2 separate regions of the Homo sapiens genome follow, and region 2 is linked to region 1. The links are chromatin contacts, found by Hi-C or POLR2A ChIA-PET in ENCODE. All regions are on one chromosome and are shown on one strand. Each heading gives the region's core, a stretch centred on a gene start or an enhancer-like site at or near the end of the contact. The rest is flanking DNA. Distances are from core to core; before and after follow the strand shown. Region 1 overlaps SH3TC1 (SH3 domain and tetratricopeptide repeats 1). Region 2 overlaps ACOX3 (acyl-CoA oxidase 3, pristanoyl).

Region 1 (2,500 bases), core at 1-2,500:
AGGGCAGCTTCGGGGACCTGTTCCTAGTGGTGGCTGTGTACGCCAACCTGGCCAGCATTTACCGGAAGCAGAAGAACCGGGAGAAGTGTGCACAGGTGGTGCCCAAAGCCATGGCCCTGCTCCTGGGGACGCCTGACCACATCTGCAGCACCGAGGCGGAGGGGGAGCTCCTGCAGCTGGCGCTGCGGCGGGCGGTGGGTGGCCAGAGCCTGCAGGCCGAGGCCCGGGCCTGCTTCCTGCTGGCCAGGCACCACGTGCACCTCAAGCAGCCCGAGGAGGCCCTGCCCTTCCTAGAGCGGCTGCTGCTTTTGCACAGGGACTCGGGAGCCCCAGAGGCCGCGTGGCTCTCAGACTGCTACCTACTCCTGGCTGACATCTACAGCCGCAAGTGCCTGCCCCACCTGGTGCTGAGCTGTGTCAAGGTGGCCTCATTGCGGACACGGGGCTCGCTGGCCGGCTCGCTGAGGAGTGTGAACCTGGTGCTCCAGAACGCCCCCCAGCCCCACAGCCTCCCTGCCCAAACTTCCCACTACCTCAGGCAAGCGCTGGCCTCCCTGACCCCGGGCACAGGCCAGGCGCTGCGCGGCCCCCTCTACACCAGCTTGGCCCAGCTGTACAGCCACCATGGCTGCCACGGCCCGGCCATCACCTTCATGACGCAGGCAGTGGAAGCCAGTGCTATTGCCGGAGTCCGTGCCATCGTGGACCACCTGGTGGCCCTGGCCTGGCTGCACGTGCTTCATGGGCAGAGCCCGGTGGCCCTGGACATCCTGCAGTCTGTCCGGGATGCAGTGGTGGCCAGCGAGGACCAGGAGGGCGTGATTGCCAACATGGTGGCCGTGGCTCTGAAGAGGACGGGCCGGACGAGGCAGGCAGCTGAGAGCTACTACCGCGCCCTGCGGGTGGCTCGGGACCTGGGCCAGCAAAGGAACCAGGCAGTGGGGCTGGCCAACTTCGGGGCCCTGTGCCTGCATGCGGGTGCCAGCAGGCTGGCCCAGCACTACCTCCTGGAGGCCGTGCGGCTGTTCTCGAGGCTGCCCCTTGGGGAGTGTGGCCGGGACTTCACCCACGTGCTCCTGCAGCTGGGCCATCTCTGCACCCGCCAGGGCCCGGCCCAGCAGGGCAAGGGCTACTACGAGTGGGCCCTTCTGGTCGCCGTGGAGATGGGCCACGTGGAGAGTGAGTGCCCCAGTTCCTTCTGTGTGCCTTCCGGGGCCACTCGGGTCAGGGCACACCTGGGGTTTGTGATTCAGACACAAGCGGTGGTTTTTCCACCATCGAAAGTGCTGAGTCATGGCAAACAGCAGATGTTGGCAAGCGCCCTGGAGACAGGCAGTTCCCACGCAGGGCCAGGCCCTCTCTGCCCTACTGGGGGAGCCAGCTCCTCCCGGTTTGCCCAGGGACCATCCTGCCTTGAGCACTGAAAGTCCTGCATGCTGGGAATCCCTGAAGTCTGGGCAACGGGCGGTGGGTCACCCTAGACATAACCCTGGAAGCGAGGCAGGCTCCGCTGAGCTGGGACTTGGGGCCCCTCCATGAGCCAGGCCCTGAACGCCGGTGCTTGTGCCCATGTTATCTGCTTGACATCTCGGCAGCCCTGTGCACCTGTCATCCCACTTCACAGAGGACGCAGGGGCGGGTGGTTACCCAAAGCCGCAGAAAAGTTTATGCAAAAGCAGCTCGTTGTGCAGAGTGTGCCACGTCCCACCCACAAATGGGGCTTGTGGGGTCCTTGGGTGGCAGGGGCTGAGCATGGGAAAGTGAGCTTCAGGCCAGAGAAGCCACAAAAGGGTGAGTGGTGTGATGGCGGGGCAGCTCTTGGCCCCGGGTTAGGGAAGCCTCTTTAGTCTGGGGCCAGAGGGTTGAGAAGATTTAGTCAAGTAATACGTGGTGGGTGAGGGGCTGGTGGTGTAGCCTGTGTGAAGGCCCAGGGGTGAGCGAGTAGGGGTGAGTGAGTGGGGGTGTGATGGGGGTGAGTGAGCAGGGGGTGAGTGAGTGGGGGTGTGATGGGGGTGAGCAGGGGGTGAGTGAGCGGGGGTGTGAGCGGGTGAGCGGGGATGAGTGGGGTGTAAGTGGGGGTGAGTGAGCAGGGCCTATGCAGGGAGGTGCAGAGTTGGGCGTGGGTTGGTTGGGTGCTGGATGGTGAGAAGCTCTGCTGGAGAGCTAAGCAGGGCCTGGGGCCTCAGGCTGTGGCTTGGCCTTTTCCCTAAGGGCACTGGGGAGCCATCTGCCCAAGGAGGAGTGGGGGGGTTCAGACCCAGGCTTCTTCCCCAGGGCCATTCTCTGACTGCAAGGAGACCCTCCAGAAACCCGGCACCCCAGCCCCCACAGCAGCCTCCGGTGGGTCCTGGCACAATAGCCTGTGGCACCTCCTACGAGGCCCTCCCCGGGGTGCTGGGGGATTCAGACTTGGAAACGCAGGCCAGGGAACGAGGATCATGCTTCCCTGTCTCCCCACCCCGCGTTGAACAGTCGAGGAGACCGGGGGCCAGGGGACGAG
Region 2 (4,872 bases), core at 1,288-3,787, 190 kb after region 1:
TATAGACACCTGGCTTCCCGCTAACACAGCAGGCCTCCCAAAACTCAGCTCTCTTGACCAAATAACCATTCTGGAATTTTCTGGATAGACTGGGTCCTTTTCCAAGTGGCTTGGCTGATGAAGGCATTGAAGGGAATGGCTGGTGAACCCAAGTCTGTCTGAGTCCTGGGCGTGGGCCGCCCACCTTCACTGTTTAAGGCCTAGAGGAAAGAGGAACTTTTGAGTCCTTTGAGCTGAAACAGCCTGCGGTGCTGGAGCCTGAGTCTGGCCGCTCAGGATGCTGACTCCCCTCTGTGCAGGGAGGTGGGAGCCGCAGGTCTGAGCACCTGTTGGTGGGCGGCGGCAGGAATCCTGCCTTCTATAGTCTTATCTTATTTCACCCTCCAACAGCTGTGAGCCAAGTACTACTGCCCCCCATGAAAGATGGAGAAACGGAAGCTCAGAGAGGCTGTGTTTCCCAAACCCCCTCCGCTGAGAAGTGGGGAGAAGGGCTCCAAGCCCAGCAATGTCTAACCTCAGAGTCATGCCTTTCAAGTACCACCTTAAGACACTGGAAAAGAAACACAAAGTAAACTTAAATTATTTCCTTCCTTCTTAAAGCAGAAGGAAGAAAATAATAAAAGATAGAGCAACTGTGAATGAAACAGAGAACAGAAAAATAGAGAAAAATCAATAAACGATCAAGTTGGTTCCTTGCAAAGACTGACACAATTGGCAAACTTTCAGCTAGACTGGCCAAATAAAAAGGAGAAAACACAAATTCCTCATCAGGAATCAAAGACGGGACATCACCACTGACCCTAAAGAAATAAAAAGGATTATAAGGGAATATTGTGAACCATGGTATGCCAACAAATGATATGAAGTGGTCATATTCCTGGGAAGACACAGCTAACAAAACTGCCTTATGAAAAACTGAAAATCTGAACAGATCTATAATGACTGAAGAGATTGAATTAGCAATCAATAAACTGTCCACGAAGAAAAACCAGGGGTTCCATTGTGAATTCTGCCAAACATTTAAAGAAGATCAATTATTCAAGCTCTTCCCAAAAACAGAAGAGAAGATAATACTTCCCAACTCATTCTATGAGGCCAGTATTACTTTGACACCAAAACCAGACAAAGACATCACAAGAGAACTAGAAATAAACATCTCTTGTAATACAGATGCAAAAATCCTGAATGAAATTTTATAAACTGAATCCAGCAACATATAAAAAAGATTATATGTGCCAGGCATGGTGGCACATGGCTGTAATCCCAGCTACTCAGGAGGCTGAGGCAGGAGAATCGCTTGAACCTGGGAGACAGAAGTTGCAGTGAACCAAGATTGCACCACTGCATTCCAGCCTGGGTGACAGAGCGAGACTCCATCTCAAAAAAAAAAAAAAAAAAAAATTCTTAAGACTCAATAATAAAATGACAAAAAACCAATTAAAAAATGGGCAAAGGGTTCAAATAGACATTTCTCCAAAGACAGACAAATGGCCAAAAAATACAGGAAAGGCCAGGCACGCTCACACCTGTAATCCCTTTGGGAGGCCGAGACGGGCGGATCACCTGAGGTCAGGAGTTTGAGACCAGCCTGGCCAACACGGTGAAACCCCATCGCTACTGAAAATACAAAAATTAGCTGGGCATGGTGGCGCATGCTTGTAATCCCAGATGCTCAGGAGGCTGAGGCAGGAGAATCGGTTGAACCGGGAGGCAGAGGCTGCAGTGAGCTGAGATTGTGCCATTGCACTCTAGCCTGGGCAACAAGAATGAAACTCGGTCTCAAAGAAAACAAAACAAACAAACAACAACAACAACAAAAACACAGAAAAATATGGTCAACATCATTAGCCACCAGGAAAATGCAAACCAAAAACCCAATGAGAGACCACTTCACATCCACTAGGATGGCAATGAGCAAAAAGATACTAAAATACTAAATGCCGGCTATAGTGGCACGTGCCTGTGGTCCCAGCTACTCTGGGGAGGCTAAGGCAGGAGGACAGCTTGAGCCCAGGAGTTTGAGACCAGCCTGGGTGATACAGCAAGACCTTATCTCTTAAAGAACCAGATAAATAGGCCAGGCGCAGTGGCTCATGCCTGTAATCCCAGCACTTTGGGAGGCCCAGACAGGTGGATCATGAGGTCAGGAATTCAAGACCAGCCTGGCCAACATGGTGAAACCTCATCTCTACTAAAAATACAAAAAAATTAGCCGGGCATGGTGGCAGGTGCCTATAGTCCCAGCTACTTGGGAGGCTGAGGCAGAGAATTACTTAAACCCGGGAGGCAGAGATTGCAGTAGCCTAGATTGCGCCACTGCACTCCAGCCTGGGTGACAGAGTGAAACTCTGTCTCAAAAAAAAAAAGAAAAAAAGAAAAAAGAAACAGAAAAATAATCACAAGTATTGAGAGGATGTGGAGAAATCAGACTCTCATGCCCTTCCAGTGAAAATGTAAAGTGACCCAGCCATTCTGGAGAACAGTGTGGCAGTTCCACAAGTGATTAAACATGGAGTGACCACATGACTCAGCAATTCCACTCTGAGGTATGTACGCAAGAGAACCGAAAACATCACGTCCTCAATGTGTGCAAGGCTCCCCGATTCACACCTCCAGACTCGTGAGCTCATTTGGCAGTCAACGGCAATTCCCCACCTCTCATGTTCTGGAGATGCCCATACTGAGTGTTCAACACTGAATTCAGCCTCTCAGCCCTGACCCAGCTTCGCCTCCTGCACCCCAGTTCCACACTGCCAGTCACCCAAGGATTACTGGAATTACAAACCCCAGTGTCATGTTGGAATTCCCCTCTCCATGCGCCATAACCTCAGTACATTACCAAGTCCACAGTGCATCTCTAACACCTTACGGAATCTTCTCATTTCTCTCCAGCCTGATAAAACCCTCATAACAACCTCCAGTTACTGAGCTGGTGCTGTGTGCAGGTGACTGTGTTAAGCAGCTACATAGACCTCAACTGTGCCCACCAAGCCCAAGTACTATCAGTAGTCTCCTTTTCCAGGTGAGGAAACTGGAGCTTCTTAGAGACATTGACCATGGTCATACAACTATTATCAAGCACAGCTGGCTCCAAATCCCCAGATCCTAACAAGTACCTATGGGCCCATGCCACTTGAAGTCACCAACCTTACTGCATTATGGTACAACTGTTAGAGATAAGGATTGTGAAGCCAGACTGTCTGGGTTCAAATCTCAATGTTACAGCTTTCTAGCTGGGTGACCTTCCTAAGATCTGTGCACCTTGGGGGTGATAATACAGTGATGCTGAGAGACAGGACTAGCTGGATTTCCAAGGCTGACTAAGAATTCCTAAGCCTAGCTGGGGAAGGTGACCACACCCACCTTTAAACATGGGGCTTGTAACTCAGCTCACACCAGACCAATCAGGTAGTAAAGAGAGCTCACTAAAATACCAATTAGGCTAAAAACAGGAGGTAAAGAAATAATTAAATCACCTATCCCCTGAGAGCACAGGGGGAGGCACAATGATCAGGATATAAACCCAGGCATTCGAGCCAGATCAGGCAACGCCCTTTGGGTACCCCCCCGTTGAATGGGAGCTCTGTTTTCACTCTATTAAATCTTGCAACTGCACACTCTTCTGGTCCATGTTTGTTCCAGCTCGAGCTGAGCTATCACTTGCTGTCCACCACTGCTGATCATCGCCATCGCAGACCCACCACTGACTTCCACCCCTCCGGATCCAGCAGGGTGTCCACTGAGCTTCTGATCCAGTGAGGCACCCATTGCTGCTCCCAATCGGGCTAGAGGCTCACCATTGTTCCTGCATGGCTAAGTGCCTGGGTTCGTCCTAATTGAGCTGAACACTAGTCCCTGGGTTCCACAGTTCTCTTCCATGACCCACGGCTTCTAATAGAGCTATAACACTCACCGCATGGCCCAAGGTTCCATTCCTTGGAATCCGTGAGGCCAAGAACCCCAGGTCAGAGAGCAAGAGGTTTGCTGCCATTTTGGAAGCGGCCCACCACCATCTTGGGAGCTCTGGGAGCAAACACTCATCGGTAACATTTGCTGGGCTCGTATGGGGATTCTCCAAAGCGGTGAGTAATATTGAACCACTTTCACTTGCTATTCTGTCCTACCCTTCCTTAGAATTGGAGGAAAATACTGGGCACCTGTTGGCTGGTTAAAAATGATTAATGTGGCCACCGGACTTAAGACTCAGGTGTGAGGCTTTCTGGGAAAAGGCTTTCTAACAATCCCCAACCCTTTTGGGTTGGGAGCATTGGTCTGCCTGGAACCAGCTTCCACTTTTACAGTTTTCTTGGGGAAGCAGAGGGCTGACTAGAGGCAGAAAGCTGTCGTCCCAAATTCCCGGCATTGGCCGGTCAAGATCATGGCGCAGCCAGAAGTCTCTACTCAACAGTTGCCCATGCGTGCACCCCTATCTCTCCTTCTGGCCCATACCTCCTGGGTCCTAACCATGACTTTCTTGAAAGTGTAGCCCCAAAATTCTCCTTACCTCTGAATCTACTTCCTCTGATCCCTGCCTCCTAGGTACTAATGCTTCAGACTCACTTCCTCTCCCAAGTATTAGAGCAAGTTGTATCTCCAAAGGGATCTAAGGAAGCTCTACGCTGTGTCCTTAAGCACCTAGGGTATGAACCCAGGGAGTCTTGTCCCTGGTGTCCCTCCCAATTTAGATATACAGCTCTCGACATGGGAAGTTATGTGGGACCTACCACCCTTGCCAGGGCCCCAAGTTTGTAAATGGCTAGGAGGATTGCTCTCCCATTGTGTAAGATGCTCTCCTCCCCCAATTTCTACCCAGCTTACCTCCCCCACTGCAATACAATCTCTAAGCCTAGACTCCTTGGCCAGGGCCTTAGA

The links. Hi-C counts contacts between places; a loop is a spot of excess contacts on that map. ChIA-PET counts read pairs that join two places held with the same protein, here RNA polymerase II (POLR2A). Pooled maps may share reads with other maps.
Region 2: a pooled map shows a loop between it and region 1 (5-fold over the local background). The contact joins two enhancer-like sites. A Hi-C loop is called at or near these places in 6 of 168 maps with a recorded cell type or tissue (endothelial cell of hepatic sinusoid, left lung, ovary and 2 more) and 8 of 50 pooled maps. POLR2A ChIA-PET finds 5 or more read pairs at or near these places in 5 of 52 experiments (H1, K562, MCF 10A and 2 more).

The regions. Positions count from the first base shown.
Region 1 is chr4:8,227,466-8,229,965 of GRCh38, forward strand. SH3TC1 (SH3 domain and tetratricopeptide repeats 1) reads left to right here. Exons shown (of 18, transcript NM_018986.5): 12 at 1-1,179. Among named protein-coding and RNA genes, the nearest start is that of SH3TC1, 29 kb to the left of the region's middle. RefSeq lists enhancers at 1-158, 1,148-1,407, 1,500-2,170 and a silencer at 1,928-1,987. Within about 2 kb of position 1,251, at least 22 of the 41 ENCODE cell types and tissues checked have a DNase peak (open chromatin) inside an H3K27ac peak, as active enhancers do; they include right lobe of liver, where a contact is called at or near this core.
Region 2 is chr4:8,417,079-8,421,950 of GRCh38, forward strand. The region is part of intron 1 of ACOX3 (acyl-CoA oxidase 3, pristanoyl); the gene reads right to left. Among named protein-coding and RNA genes, the nearest start is that of ACOX3, 21 kb to the right of the region's middle. RefSeq lists an enhancer at 2,417-2,466. Within about 2 kb of position 2,538, at least 6 of the 41 ENCODE cell types and tissues checked have a DNase peak (open chromatin) inside an H3K27ac peak, as active enhancers do; they include right lobe of liver, where a contact is called at or near this core.